Linked DNA regions of Homo sapiens: region 1 is linked to region 2. A link is a loop called in an ENCODE intact Hi-C map of the cell type or tissue named here. Cell type or tissue: endothelial cell of umbilical vein. All regions are shown on one strand. Links, peaks and the distances in the headings refer to the core of each region. The heading gives the core; the rest is flanking DNA.

Region 1 (5,391 bases), core at 308-5,307, 140 kb after region 2:
GAAGGTAAAGAAGTAATATTGATGGAAAATGATATACCATACCACACAATTAAATGATTTTTAAAAATACCTTTAATGCAAGCTTTTTTTTTCCCCCAAGTTGGAATTTAGCTCTTGTTGCCCATTGGAGTGCAATGGCACAGTCTTGGCTCACCGCAACCTCCGCCTCCCGGCTTCAAGTGATTCTCCTACCTCAGCATCCCGAGTAGCTGGGATTACAGGCATGTGCCACCATGCCCAGCTAATTTTTGTATTTTAGTAGAGACAAGGTTTCACCATGTTGGTCAGGCCGGTCTCAAACTCCTGACCTCAGGTGATCCGCTGGTCTCGAACTCCTGACCTCAGGTGATCCAGCTGCCTCGGCCTCCCCAAGTACTGGGATTACAGGCATGAGCCACCACACCTGGCCGCAACTTTTTTTTAATTGGGTAAAGTTATGGTTATTTAAAGCCTTAACACTTTCTGGAGTGCTACTTTTATCACGATTGGCAATAGCTCTGTTATTGTAAAACTTTTCTTTCAACATTGAGTAATAAAACCTAGTCTAGGAGGCCATGATGGGAGGATTACTTGAGACCAGGAGTTCAAGACCATCCTGGGCAACATAGACCCATATTTCTACAAAAAAATAAAAAAATAAAAATCATTCGGGCATGGTGACGTGTGCCTGTAGTCTCAGCTACTCAGCAGGCTGAGGTGGGAGGATCCCTTGAGCCCAGGAGGTCGAGGCTGCAGTGAGCTATGGTTGCACCACTGCATTCCAGCATGGTTACAGAGTGAGACCCTGTCTCTAATAACACAAAAACAGAAATCTAATCTAGTCTAGCCAGTATATTGCTATGAGAGCTGTGATACATAGCTGAATGTATATATGTGTTGGGGAACAGAGTGGTGGAAAACAACCATAGGCATTACCTGGAAGACATGAAAACTGGATTTTTTTCACCTTATGCACCGTTGCAGTACTATGCAAAATAAATGTTAATCAGTAAACAAAAATGCTAAGTTTTGAACTTGTATGGAGTGATAGGCAATTAATCTGGGATTACTCCAAAGAAAAAGTATCAACTTGTGAGTTTTCTGCAGTCTAAAATGCTTAATGTCCTGGGACATACGTCTTTCAAATTTTAAACTTTTATGAATATTATTAAGTACCATAAAATGAAATTGAACACAGATGTGACATTAGGCTAATTGATTTCTTATTTAAAAATTAAAGAGAGAATCCCCTGGTTATCAGAATACTCATTAGATTATCTGACTTAGTGCAGTGAGGGATAATGCTTAATGAATGATAATACTGTACTGTTAATTCAGTTTTGGAATTGGATGAGCATATTAGAGTTTATTTTCTGGTTTTACTTGTCCAATTACATGACTGATTTGACAACCCCCCTTTTACACCCTCTTTAAAAGCACTTTGCGCGGGGCGCGGTGGCTCATGCCTGTAATCCCAGCACTTTGGGAGGCTGAGGCGGGCAGATCACAAGGTCAAGAGATTGAGACCATCCTGGCCAACATGGCGAAACCCTGTCTCTACTAAAAATACAAAAATTAGCTGGGCGTGGTGGCGGGCGCCTGTAGTCCCAGCCACTCGGGAGGCTGAGGCAGGAGAATCGCCTGAACCCGGGAGGCAGAGGTTGCAGTGAGCCGAGATCACGCCAATGCACTCCAGCCTGGCAACAGAGTGAGACTCCGTCCCCCACAAAAAAAAGCACTTTGTTCACAGGTTAGCAAGAATGAATTTTGGGCAACTTTTTTGCCCCCCCTCAGTGATCCTTGTTGTGATTGGGCAACCTTCATTCCAACGTCTCAGAGAGAAATGTTTAAATTGAAGTTCAGGGAAATAATCTGGTCTCACCTATATATTTCTTCTTGGCATGTTATATCTTTCTCAATTATGCCTCATCTCTCTGCTATTCTCCTGTGTAAGAAAAGAAAAATTATAACAATATACAATAGGTAGATATTTTCCATCTTGTTTAATTTGCTTAACCCAAAATTCCTGATTCTGCAAAATGTGCAAATACTATAATTGGGTGATGGCAAGGTTGACTTGGAAAGTCTGCTTTTCCAGGAAGGAATGATATTCTCAATTTGGTGGAACTTTGGTGTGAATAGAATATTCAACATAGTAGAGAAGAAAACACATAGACATTTGTATTGGTAGGCAGCTTGGAGGAGTAGGAATTTAGGTCAGAGACATAAAGTCTCATCTGAATCTCTTTTGGAATTGGTTATGTTGATCTCAGATAGCAAGTTATTTTACCTGTTGGTATTTTGGTTTTTTTAATTACCCAAATGGTAATAGTATCTGTTACACAGGGCATGTAGTTTGAACTTAAAACAAAGTACCATATATGAAAACACCTTTAAAAATAGTTTTCATCAATAAAAATTCCTACTAGTTTACGAGTATTTCATAATGATGTAACTTCTTTTTTTGATGAGGTTGGTTTTTTAAAAATAAAGGTGGAGGGTGGAAATTCCCTGGAACTTGTTTTTTTAAAAGCATATCATGAATGGAAATCAGTTATTTGATTAACGACTGTGTGTTCAGCAAAGAAATTGTTAGATATTGTAAGCAGTGATATTTCTTTCGTCTATATGTTGGTTTTTGGTTTGATTAAATATATTTTTCTTGTCTAAGGTGGGATCTCATCGTGTCCGTATGTCAAGGGGATTTGAAGCCAATGCACCTGCTTTTGACAGGTAAGACAATTTTTACATAGTGCTTTAAGTTTTGATATTGCTAAGCAGTGGGACTGCTTGTATTTACTGATTCACTTCAAACTTTTTTGGCTTTAAATAAAATTCCTCTGACTCCTAATTTAATTGAAAGACAGTGACACCTAGTGTTACGACTTCTGGGGGTGGTAGTGCTGGAAGTGTGGGTCTTGATCTCTTGACCTTAAAACTTCCTCTGTGGGCGCATTGTCCAGTATAGCAGCCACTAGCCACATGTAGCTACTGGGCACTTGAAATGTGACTAGTCTCAGTTGAGATGTGCTGCAAGTATAAAATGCACACTAGATTTCAAAGACTGCCTTAAAAAATAAAAAAGAATGTAAGGTATCTCATTAGTAAAATCATGTTCGGTATACTCAGAGTATTGGTTCTACCCTCACATACCAAAATCTGTGCATACTCAAGTCCCACAGTCGGCCATGTGGAACCCATGCTTATGAAAAGTCATCATTCATATTCATGGGTTTTGCATGCCAGGAATACTGTAGTTTTGATTCTTCTTTGGTTGAAAAAAATCCATATATAAGTGGACTTGCACAGTTCAAACCTGTGTTGTTGAAAGGTTAACTGTAGTTGTTTTATATTGATTACATGTTGAAATGATATTTTAGACATGTTGAGTTAAAGAAAGTATAATTAATTTCATGTTTATAAATGCACCTTCTTGAAAATTTAACATTATAGGTGTGGTTTATGTTACATTTCTTTGTGTGGCATTGCTCTACATAGTTTCTGGAATGGTTAGAAGCTGGAAAGAGAAAAGACTCGTATTTGGGGCCCATTTTTCTGAAGACTGGAGCTAGTAAGGAGGTCCCTCTGAATACTCAACGGAGTAGGTGATGTCCTCACATGTGAGCAGCAGCCCTTTGCCATCTGCCCTTACTGCCTTTCCAGTCAAGCTTATGGCTGGTGTCTGTCTTGTCTGGTGCCAGCCTCACAGAGTGGGCAGAAGCTGGATGCCTCCACAGCTCCAACAGGGGTGGAAGTCTCAGTACCCATAAGTCAGAGAGGAAGTTGCATTCATGAGTTTTCGTAAATTCGGCTTTGAGACCATGTACAATGAATTCGCACCCAGTTTTCCAATTCTGTGTTTAAAATACTGCCATGTAAGTTATATTTAATAATGGATTATTGTTTATTGAAAAAATTGGGCTTCTTATTTGACATGTATTTATTTCCTTTCTTTCTTAAATAGGCATTTTAGAACACTTAAGAACTTATATGGTAAACAAATAATAGTAAATTTGCTTGGATCTAAGGAAGGTGAACATATGCTAAGTAAAGCTTTCCAGGTAAGTATGGTCATTTCTTATTTCATTCTGGCCCATGGACACCTAGAATGGTATTAAAAAATAAAATAATACAGTAATCAGATTCTTCCAGGAAGTAAATTACTTCCAAGAAAAAGGTTGGGTACTTGTTGGAAACTTGAACTCTTTGGGTCTATTAAGAAACAATTTAGGCTAATGTTGCTGAAATTGGGATTCTAAAAAGCTTTCAATGCAAATGACACTGTTTTCTAATCTGCTTTTTTATTTTGTAGAGAAACAGAAAAATACCCTCCTTGCCAAAAATGTTTATCTGTCACTAGTAGAGAAATAGCAGTTTCCTTCTTCATCTGTTGATTGCTTTGCCTGCTTCCTAGAACCATAGTCATTGTTTTTCACCTATGGAATTGTGAATGATGCATTTATATACATGCAACGCTATACCTTCTTGTACTGATGAGAGAAAACTTGAGAATTTCATGTCAAAAAGAACCCCAAAATTGCCTGACTTCTAAAGAAAAAATATTTTAATGAACACTTATTGAATTAATAATGAATTAATATAAATTATGTTGTTACATAAGATTATAAACTTAAACAAGATTGTTAGAAAACATTTTCTAAAGTTCAATCTCCTAAGTCCAAAAGCATCCTGATTTTATAGCTATTTTTTTAATCTGGTGAAATAAATATTGTTAATAAACAGATTATACTTTACAGAGTGACTTTATGGTAAAATTTAAGAATATTTGTATGTATTGAATGAAGTTATAAAATATGAATCTTTCAGTCTTTGATAGGCTTTGTCTTAGATGACTTTGAGATTCTATAATAGGTCTAAATAGTAAGTTTGTGTTGTAAAAATAAAATGCTGGCAATTGGAAATAATTTTTTATTTCCTAAGCCAGATGAGAATATTATTTAAGTACACTGATGTTAATTGTGTCACCGTATCTCTCAGGGATAGTTTTTGAGGCTTTAGGGAAAAGATTTATTGCCAGTGTCAATGAAATGTGATGAATATTTAGATGGATATTTGCCTTTTTACTTTCATTTAGATGAATATTTGCCTTTTTACTTTCAGAGTCATTTGAAAGCTTCTGAACATGCTGCTGATATCCAGATGGTGAATTTTGACTATCATCAAATGGTTAAGGGAGGAAAGGCAGAAAAATTACATAGTGTTCTTAAACCTCAAGTCCAGAAGTTTCTAGATTATGGATTTTTTTATTTCAATGGAAGTGAAGTTCAAAGGTTTGACTGTTCTGTTTCTCTGTTCTTTGAATTGGAACATTAATTAAAAATTATTCTTAACGTTGAACTCTTAAATTTTCTTTTTAAAATTAAAGTTTATAATTAAATATCTTTTAAATAT
Region 2 (5,391 bases), core at 187-5,186:
ACTATCAAGTGTGGGCAAGAGTGAGGAACAACGGGGACCCTCATATACTACTGGTCGGGGTGTAAAATGGCCCACCCACCTTAGAAAACTGTCAGGCGACATCTACTAAAGCAGAAACATATGTGTAGTCTGTGACCCAGCAATTTCAATCTTGGATGTATACTCAACAGAAATGTATATACATGTTCACCAAAACACATTTAGGAGAATGTTCATGGCTTCACTATTTATAATAGTAAAAGAACTGGATACAACCCACATGCCCATCTATAGTAGAATGGGACTAGGTACAGTGGCTCACGCCTATAATCCCAGCACTTTAGGAGGCCAAGGCAGAAGGATCGCTTGAGCCCAGGAGTTCAAGATTAGCCTGGGCAACATAGTGAGATCCCACTCTACAAAATAATTTTTTTTTAAAGATGAAAAATTAGCTGGGCATGTTGGCATATTCTTGTAGTCCCAGCTACTCAGGAGGTTGAGGTGGTAGGAACCCTTAAGCCCAGAAGTTGGAGGATACAGTGAACCATGATTGTGCCACTGCACTCTAGCCTGGGTGACAGACCAAGATCCTGTCTCAAACATTAAAAAAAATAAAATTAAAATAGTAGAATGGGTAAATAAATTGTGTAATATCCACACTTAGAATAATATTCAACAGTCAGTGAGAGCGAATCATCTGTAACTGTCTAAGACTACTCAGGCCCTATAACAAAACATCACCTATTGGATGACTTATAAAAACAGACATTTATTCCTCATGGTTCTAAAGGCTGGAAGTTCAAGATCAAGGTGCCAGCAGATTTGATGTCTGGTGAGGGGCACTTTCTGGTTCATAGATGGTGCCTTCTTGCTGTGTCCTCACATGATGGAAGAGAGAAAACGCTGGTCTCTCAGCTTCTTCTAAGGGCACTAAGTCCCATTCCTGAAGGCTCTACCCTTATGACGTAATCGCCTTCCAAAGGCCCTGCTTTCTAATACCATCGTCTCAAGAGTTAGAATTTCAACCTGTGAATTTTCAGACCAAAGCAAGAATATAAAGCACTCAAAAACAACCTCAGATATATATATAGAGAGAGAAAGAGAGACATTTTATATTTGCATATCAATAAATAGAACTGGGAAAATTAGTTTTTCATATAAAAAGTTATACCTAAATCATGCCATACTCAAAATTAATTATAGATAGATTTAAAACTCCAATGTGAAAAGGAAAGCTTTAAAACTTTGGGAAGAAAATATCAAAAATATCTTTATAAATTCAGAATAGTGAAGGACTCTGGGGCCAGGCTATCTGGGTTCCAGTCTCAGCTCTATGACTTACTAGCTGTGTGAGCTTGGACAGTTTCTCCCTACTCTTTACTTTCCACGTATGAAAAATAAGGAGAATAATGGCACCTTCTCACAGGGTCATTGAGAGGATTAAATGAATAATATGCATAAACTGTTTAAAATACTGACTGACACTTATTAAGTGCTATATGGGTTTTTGTTGTTTTATGAGTAGTACTGGTAGTTGTTATAAGGGACAGATACTTTCCAGTTGGAAGATATATGTTTTTAAAAGTTCAGAAAGTCTAGTAATTAAGGGAAGAAATGGATAATCAATATTGAAAGATAGCAAAAAAGAAAAATATAATAAAGAAAGGACAAATTAAGAATTTGTGAGCCCCTCATGTAAAAAACCAGACTAATGTAAATAAGCTGAATTACTCTATTAATCATTTAATCTGTGTATGTCTCCCCCACTGACCCCCAAGCTGTCCCTAACCAAGAATACCATGGGATTGTGTTCTTGTCTGCTTTCTTCCTGCTGTACTTCCACATTCTGAAATGCATTCCACAGGCAGGTGCATCTTGGGTTTCCAATAAAAATCAACCGACCAAGGGGGCGGAATCTCCAGGCTTGAACCCTCAAATACAGACAGGATTATGTGTTCTTTTTCTATTGGGAGGCATAGTTTTCTGGTAGGATACTGGCAAATCAGAAACAGCAAAACAGAGTCTTCTCAGGAGTTCAATAGACTTTGCAGCAAGACTCTTTTATATGCTCAAAATTTAAAATCATTCATGCACTTCTTCATTTTTAAAAAATAGTCTTTTAAGTTTATAGTATTTTCTTATGTTTTTCCAATATTGAAAAACTGCAATGTACAGTATTCTTATTCTCCTGCCAAAACAAATAGCATATTATTGCAGCTGTAACATTTTATGTCTTTGCCACAATAACTGTGGTTTTCCGCAGTAATTTTGCTATTATGCTATGATTTTTATTAGAAAATGTATTACTGCCATCTTAATTTTCTTAGCCAGTTTAACACATTTATGGCTTTTCTGCTTTGGCAAAGTGGTATTTCAAATACTGAAGAATAACTTTTTTAAATTCTATAAATCCTGGATGAAATTTAAACCATAAATTTCATTTCTGAATAATCAAATCAGAACATTACTGCAACTGTGTCATCGCCTAAAGCCAGTAATATTCCATGAGTTTGTAATAACATTATTTTGAGCAAGTCACACAAGGGGTAGTTTAGTGATCTGAAATGTCCAGGGTTTGCTATTTTTTCCCCAATAGTCCTTTTTTTTTTTTCTAAGATGGAGTCTCACTCTGTTTCCCAGGCTGAAGTGCAGTGGCATGATCTCAGCTCACTGCAAACTTCGCCTCCCGGGTTCAAGCTATTCTCCTGCCTCAGCCTCCCAAGTAGCTGGGATTACAGGCTCCTGCCACCACACGCAGCTAATTTATGTATTTTTAGTAGAAGACGGGTTTTCACCATGTTGACCAGGCTGGTCTTGAACTCCTGACCTCATGATCTGCCCTCCTCAGCCTCCCAAAGTGCTGGGAGGCGCAAAGTGCAGGCGTGAGCCACCATGCCCAGCCTCTTCCCCAATATTCTTGAAGAGATTTATAACAACACCGAATCTCAGATTTGATGGCTACCTGTTGAGAGAAATCAAGGAATGAGGAAGAATTTGAATGAGGAATGCAGGTGGCCTTTCTCGCCATCCTTTTGCCTAGTGGCCCCCTTTTTCACCAAGACAAGAGGCTGGTTTTTGTTTCTGGTTTTATCACATCAGACTCTGGCTCATAGCAAAAGCAGTCAGTCTCCTGTTGCTGCTTCATGGATAGCGCCTCTAACAGGCATTAATTTTTTGTTGTTGTCGTTATGGAGGAGTGTCAGCATACACTCTAATAGAACAGTCTGGAAAGACAAGTGTTGTTGGTAAACCCTAGGGACGTGAGAATCAAGTGTCACCAGTAGGTGGAGGACTTGATCAGAAATACACATGCCTTGGGGCCTATACGGAGTTGCCTGCTCAGCTATGGTTTGAAGCAGAATCTGAGGGGATGCTCATGGTCCAGTTTGGCAAATATCAGGGTGTGGTTATTTAGATGAGGCACAAGACTAACTGGAAGTGTGGGACATAAGTGAAAGATGGCACCAGGAGGTTGAAACTGTCCCTTAAACTGAGTCCTACAGGCACCCTCCCTTGGGTGACGGAGCCCCAGTTATTCCTGTGCACCCTCATAGTCTTCTGAGCCAGGGCCCTCTCCCCAGCTAGGTGGCTGATGCCCCAGAACACACCGTATGTGAAACTGTCAGTGGATTCCAGGCACCCGTCCTTTAGTAGGCAGCTAGCAGATCCCCAGCTTAGCAGAAGGCACAGGTTTGGTGGAGACTCAGAAACTAAGCCCAGCAAGTTCCCTCATCAGTGGCTCTCCACCTGGATACATAAACAACTTTTACAATGGTTGTTTAAATAACAGAGCTAGTTCGTCGCCCAGATCTCCTGTGTGTCCTCTCCGTCTTTTTTTTTTTTTTTTTTTTTTTTTGAGACGGAGTCTCGCTCTGTTGCCCAGACTGGAGTGCAGTGGCACGATCTCGGCTCACTGCAAGCTCCGCCTCCCGGGTTCACGCCATTCTCCTGCCTCAGCCTCCCGAGTAGCTGGGACTATAGGCGCCCACCACCATGCCCAGCTAATTTTTTGTATTTTTATTAGAGACAGGGTTTCACCGTGTTAGTCAGGATGGTCTCGATCTCCTGACCTCGTGATCCGCCCGCCTCGGCCTCCCAAAGTGTTGGGATTACAGGCGTGAGCCACCGCGCCCAGCCTCCTCTCCCTCTTAGACATATATTTTGCACACTGAGCTATTTGCACAATCAGGATTAACAAGCAAATAGCTGATGGAGGAAGGGTGAATTGGCTCTCTCTGCTTCAGCTGGGACATCCGTCTTCTTCTGCCCTTGGACATCAGCTCTCCAGCTTCTCGGGTCTTTGGGCTCAGACTTAGACTCACATCATTGGTTCCTCTGGGTCTCAGGCTTTTGGGCTGGGACTGAAACTATACCACTGGCTTTCCTGGACCTTCAACTTCCAAATGGCAGATGGAGGGACTTCTCAGCCTCCACAATTATGTGAGCTAATCCCTCATAATAAATCCCTTTCTTTACATCTATATATAGCCTATCAGTTCTGTTTATCTAATACATTTCCTTTCTGATTTCTTCAATTACTTCTTCTTTACAGCTTTAATGAGACATAATTCAAATACTACACAATTCACCCATGTAAAGTGCAAACTTCGTTGGTTTTAGTGTATTCACAGAATTGTGTAACCATCACCACAATCAATTTTAGAAGCTTTTCATCACCCCAAAAATAAACCCATGCCCATTAGCAGTCATTCCCCATTTCATCTCACCTCCAGCCCTAGGAAATCACCAATCTATTTTCTGTCTCTATGGATTTTCCTATTCTGGACATTTCATATAAATGAAATCATACCATATGTGGTGCTTTCACACTGGCATTTTGCACTTAGATAATGTTTCAAGGTTTATCCATGTGGCAGTATGTATCAGTACATCATTCTTTTTCGGTGCTGAATAATATTCCATTGTGTGGATATACCACATTTTATTTATCTATTCATCAGTTGATGGACATGGGTTGTCACCACTTTGGGGTATGATGAATAATGTTGCTATGAACATTCATGTACAAGTTTTTGTGTGAACATGTATTTCACTTCTCTTGGGTACATACCTCCCAGTGGAATTGCCTGGTCATATGGTAACTCTATCTTTAACCTTTCAAGGAACTGTCAGACTGTTTTCCGAGGTGGCTGCACCATCTATGACAGGCTGAGCATCCCTAATCTTAAAATTTCACATCCAAAATACTCCAAAATCTGAAAATTTTAAGCACCAACATGATGCCACAAGTGGAAGATTTCTCACCTGACCTCGTGTGATGGGTCGCAGTCAAAATGCAGGTGCACAATGCTGAAGATAACATAGTTAACACTGCAGAAAAATTGCCTCTAGACGACATAATGAAAACGTGTGATGGGCTCATTGAAGGACTAGAGCACCACGCATTCATAA

The links. Peaks named below come from ENCODE experiments on the same cell type or tissue, not always from the same donor. Only the 100,000 strongest peaks of a DNase experiment are listed, where the experiment ranks them.
Region 1: it touches region 2 in a loop (14-fold over the local background); 9 of 110 quality-filtered maps call a loop at or near these places.

Annotation. Positions count from the first base shown.
Region 1 is chr21:32,685,627-32,691,017 of GRCh38, reverse strand. It overlaps SYNJ1 (synaptojanin 1), which reads left to right. Exons shown (of 33, transcript NM_203446.3): 7 at 2,651-2,712; 8 at 3,944-4,040; 9 at 5,101-5,270. Among named protein-coding and RNA genes, the nearest start is that of SYNJ1, 40 kb to the left of the region's middle. In endothelial cell of umbilical vein, for the core only: no CTCF peak of the experiment used is centred there; a DNase peak (open chromatin) is centred at 2,887.
Region 2 is chr21:32,824,655-32,830,045 of GRCh38, reverse strand. No RefSeq gene overlaps it. Among named protein-coding and RNA genes, the nearest start is that of EPCIP, 14 kb to the right of the region's middle. In endothelial cell of umbilical vein, for the core only: a CTCF peak has its summit at 3,265 (motif pointing right); a DNase peak (open chromatin) is centred at 3,265; H3K27me3 peaks cover 290 bases.